2 separate regions of the Homo sapiens genome follow, and region 2 is linked to region 1. Evidence: chromatin loops called from intact Hi-C (ENCODE). Cell type or tissue: Calu3. All regions are shown on one strand.

Evidence for each region. Peaks named below come from ENCODE experiments on the same cell type or tissue, not always from the same donor. Only the 100,000 strongest peaks of a DNase experiment are listed, where the experiment ranks them.
Region 2: it touches region 1 in a loop (2.6-fold over the local background); 2 of 110 quality-filtered maps call a loop at or near these places.

Annotation. Positions count from the first base shown.
Region 1 is chr1:221,964,808-221,967,307 of GRCh38, reverse strand. All of the region lies in intron 1 of LINC02257 (long intergenic non-protein coding RNA 2257), which reads left to right. It overlaps LINC02474 (long intergenic non-protein coding RNA 2474), which reads right to left and starts at 898. Exons shown (of 3, transcript NR_149071.1): 1 at 806-898. RefSeq lists an enhancer at 1,212-1,824. In Calu3, no CTCF peak of the experiment used is centred here; DNase peaks (open chromatin) are centred at 377, 547, 1,157 and 2,100.
Region 2 is chr1:221,844,654-221,847,153 of GRCh38, reverse strand. It overlaps LOC124904517 (a long non-coding RNA gene), which reads right to left and starts at 1,225. Exons shown (of 3, transcript XR_007066885.1): 1 at 1,014-1,225. In Calu3, no CTCF peak of the experiment used is centred here; a DNase peak (open chromatin) is centred at 1,063.

The DNA.
Region 1 (2,500 bases):
AGGTGAGAGTTGAAGAGGTTTTAAGTTCTTAAGAATACAGGCTAAGGGAGAAGAAGGAGGAATGGAAGGTGGAAGGTTGCCCATAGTGAAGGAGGCAAGCCCAGAGAAAAGAGTAGAGACACAGAGAAGGGGTGGGGGGTTCTTGCTCTCCAGAAAAGCAGAGAAAGGGTTGGGGCACGGAAATAAGGGATTGGGACACAGAGATAAGAGGTCAGGGTGCAGAAATAAGGGATTGGGGCACAGAGATAAGAGGTCGGCGTGTGGAAAGAAGGGATTGGGCGTTCTTGCCCCTTAGAAAAGTGGGACTTACCGCTAAGGGTGAAGGAGAAGGGGTTGACGGGTACTTGCCCCTCCCCCAGAAAAGCGGGACTTGCTGCTAAGGGTGAAGGAGAAGGGGTTGAGGGGTTCTTGCCCCTGCCCCAGAAAATCAGAGAAGGGGTAGAGACATGGAGAGAAGGGGTTGGGGTACTTGCCCTTCCCCCAGAAAAGCGGGACTTGCCGCTAAGGGTGAAGGACTAAGGCAGGCGTCCCTGCATGGTCTGACACCTTTGAAACGTTGGTGAACAATCAGAGAGGTGTCCCTGCAATGATTAAACACTAAGGGAAGGCTGCCTTCCCAGTCCGTGACCGGCTCCGGAGTTTTGGGTCCACGGATAAAACGTGTCTCCTTTGTCTCTACCAGAAAATGAAAGGAATTGAAATTAACAGAAGGGAGAGATTGAAGTGTGGCACCAAGATTGAAAGGAGAAAGAGGTTGAGGGATAGTGAGGGAAGTTGGAGAAGAGAGTAAAAAGAGGCCGCTTACCAGATTTGAAATTGGTGAGATGTTTCTTGGGCTAGTCGGTCTGAGGACCTGAGGTCGTAGGTGGATCTTTCTCACGGAGCAAAGAGCAGGAGGACAGGGGATTGATTTCCTGAGGCAGGTCCCCCGATCCGAGTCACCACACCAAATTTCATGCACATCTGTGTGAAGAGACCACCAAACAGGCTTTGTGTGAGCAACATGGCTGTTTATTTCACCTGGGTGCAGGTGGGCTGAGTCCGAAAAGAGAGTCAATGAAGGGAGATAGGGGTGGGGCCGTTTTATAGGATTTGGGAAGGTAATGGAAAATTACAGTCAAAGGGGGTTTGTTCTCTGGTGGGCAGGGGCGGGGGAGTGGGGGCACAAGCTGCTCAGTGGGGGAGCTTCTGAGCCAGGAGAAGGAAATTCACAGCGTTAATCACTCAGTTAAGGTGGGGCAGGAACAAATCACAATGGTGGAATGTCATCAGTTAAGGTCGGGCAGGGTCTTTCACTTCTTTTGTGATTCTTCAGTTACTTCAGGCCATCTGGGCACAAGTCACAGGGGATGCGATGGCTTGGCTTGGGCTCAGAGGCCTGACAATAAGTTGTCTCATTGTAAAATAAGGTTAATAATAAATAATAATAATAATTCACATTGTAATTACAAGCATTCAATGAAATGGTGCATATAAAGCGCTTAGCACAGTGCTAGGTGCATGTGGCTAACACTCAATTAGTGGTAGAGATGATTAATAATATTGTTACCCTGAAAGTAACAGAACTAAACAGAAAACTGGGGGAACATTTTCAGGGCATTCATGCTTGTGATATCTCCTTCACTTGTGTAAAATATGAAGACGTTTCCTCTGTGTTCCTGAACTGTTGGGGTTTTGTTTTCTGTGCCCCAATAGGAATATTGCCTATTTCTCAGTGTTGTGCAGATTTTAAAAGATAACACAGGCAAAGAGCCTGACAAAGAATAGGTGCTCAGAACACATTATTTTATCCTTATTTCCTCATTGGATTTACCCTTTGAGCTGCCTGCTCAAATCATGGTGTTGACAAAATGAGTCAAACTCTGTAAAATATTTCAAGAGTTTTATTCTGAGCCAAATATGAGTTTCCATGGCCCATGAAAGAGCCGTAAGAGATCTTGAGAACCTGTGCCAAAGGTAGTCAGGCTACAGCTTGGTTTTATACATTTTAGGGAGACACAATACATTAGATGTCGATCTAATTTATTAATTAATATACATTAGATGTCGATCACTACTTTTAAGATGACATGGGTTGTGTCTGGAAAGGTGGACAAATCAAAGGTGTGGGGGGACTTCCAGGTCTTAGGTGGATTCAAAGATTTTCTGATTGGCAATTGGTTGAGTTTATCAAAAGGCCTGGAATCAATAGAAGGGAGTGACTGAGTTAAGATAAGGGGTTGAGGAGACCAAGGTTTTTATTATGCAGATGAAACCTCTAGGTAGCAGGCTTCAGAGATAATAGTAAATGTTTCTTATAAGACTTAAAAAGGTGCCAGACTCTTAATTCTCTCCTGGATCAGGAAAAAGACCTGGAAAGGGAAGGGGATTCTCTATAGAATGTGGATTTTTCCCACAAGAAACAACTTTGCAGGGTCATTTCAAAATATGTCAAAGAAATATATTTTGGGGTAAAATACTTCTATTTATTTCAGGGCCTGCCATCTGTCATGTTGATATC
Region 2 (2,500 bases), 120 kb after region 1:
TTGGGCATACTGGATGGTCTGGTCGCTGGAAGCCTTGAAGCTTAGCTTTCTGGTTGCTACCCTTGGTTCCTATATATCATGGTCAGGACCTAAAAACAGTCCTCAGGGGCTGAGTAACTTCAGCCTAATGCATGTGCACAAATGGCAGCAGAGTGGGCAACCACTGAGTTGTCTAGGAACCAAAGAAGCTGGAGGACCCATAGCCCTCCCCTCTCCCAGAAGGTAGCATCATTTACTTAGATACCAGTTCTAACGATACCACCTCCCTCCCTGGAAGGGAGGAAGAAGGCAGAGCTATCTGAAAGCCCAGCATTTGCCCACGGCTAAACATTCATTAAAGAGGCTGTATAAATGATTAGATGCAACTAGGCTTGAAATTGGTGGGGCTCTAAATTATTCCCCCACTCCAATCAGTCAGTGAACCCTCAGGAAAGAACCCATCATTTTTACAGACAAAACAAAGAGTGTGTCTCCTGTGTGTGCACATTTGAGTCATGTTGAGAATTAAATTTGTGAGCTCACTGTATTTAGAAACTGTTAGAGCATTTTGCTGACGACCATCTATTCTCTGGAGTTTGAAGGACTCCTTTGAGTTGTTCAGGCCTATGCTTCCTGTGTGTCTTCACCTCCATAGCAGAAAGCACTTTCTCTTGCTTTTTCCCACTCTAGGAGTGAGATTGATTTTCAGCATGTATGTTTTATTTGGGCCCCTAAAGGGTAACATTACCCGAGAGGCTCCTTTTGCATGGATGTCGTTGTGCCTCCCTTACGCATGTGTATTGGCTGCATGGGGGATTTGCTCACTCTGGCCTGTGAACAAGACAGCAATGGGTCATTCTCCTCCAAGCAACAGCACAAACTAGACTGAGCATGACGGGTCATTCTCCTTCTTTGGGAACTGGATGTCCTGCCAAGAGCGGAAGAGAGCTCCCCACACACAGGTATCCCACCACACTGTGCCTGGCTCCCTGCCCCCTCCCCTCACCTCTTCCCAAGAACATGTCCACAGTTACCTTGGTGCCAGCAGGGGCCTTGTTCTTCGACACAGCCACGGCGTTCCTCACAGGTTAATGCGATTGTAAACATTGAGTCACTGCCAGAGAGCTTAAATGCTGAAGGAACAGCGAGTGGTGAAAAGATGACCTCACAGCCTGTGGCTGCCAAGTGGAGGCATCAGACATTGCTTCTGGCAGGCAACACGGCAGAGACAAACGGTATAGAGGGGCTTTTGAACAATGATCTCCCCAAGAAAGAGCCACCCTCTCCTGTGTGCCCCAAATGGTTAGGCTGCAGGTGGTGGTCATCATGAAAGCCACAAGGGCCAGATCTCCACCCCAGGCAGGATGACTGCAGGGAGAACTGAATCCCCTCCTTGTCCCCTCTGAGTGTTTATACTTGGAGAGAAATTGCATTTGCTAAGTTGTGTTGCATTGGTGGGTGAGGGTGGGCAGGGAGCAAACTTTTGTAAAATGTACTCAGGGATTTCTTTGAAGTATCCTAAAGGACTGCCTTTAAAAAGATGCATGTGGTAAAACTAAATAAATAAATAAATAAAGAGGTAGTAAAAGATCTTGTCATGGAGTTTGCCTACTACCAGAGGAAGATAAAGCTTAGTGGTGATGTCTCTATTATTGTCTGTACAATTACAAAGCGATTACATTACACACTAGGTGCTCAACCTGTGTTATGATGAGTAGAGGGCAGTAGACAGAAAGGCGAGACAGGGAGTACAAAGGGATTTTTGCCTTCAAGGTGCTCAGAATCTATAATAGTTCCAGAGAAGTAACTAGCTCATAAACAACCAAGTAACATGGTACGGTTCTCATTATCACACAGGCTGAAAACCCAGGAAGTGTTCAAAAAGGATGTGGAGGGATAAGAGCTGGATTTCAAAGAATGGCTGGATGTATGTGTGTGTACATATGTACATGTGTGTACGTGTGTGTCTGTCTGTGTATGCATGGTGTGTAATGCTTTCAGTGTGAACATGGTTAGCTACTTAGGATTGCTGGGGACACTGGCTCTGACCGGCTACAATCTAGCATAAGTGGAAGAAAGTATAATAAACCAAATGTCATAAACAAAGTATAATTTAAAAGCTCTGTTTTTCAAATAAAGTTCTCCAATCAAAGTTTTGAAAGCAGAAATACTTTCTTCCCATAACCTCTAAGTGCTTTGTTTTTATTATTATACTTACCTGGTTTATGATGAAGGGAAGATTTCTGCATTTGGGTCATGTCTTACATATTAGTAACTATAGCTTGGGCTTTTTTTTCCTGCAACCGGACTTAGAAAAAAATAAACAGGGGGAAAATATATACATCTGCTGGTTGGGAGGTTTTTCTCTTTCTTCTCCTTCTTCCTGAGCCCCAGGCTTCTCTCTCTACTCTCTCTTCCTCTGGAGGAGTTAGTGTGCAATTTAAAAAATCATCTGAACTACCTTCCTTTCTTCATTGGCTGGCTTTTCTTCCAGTGTCTCTGATCGCCCTGCCTTTCAGGC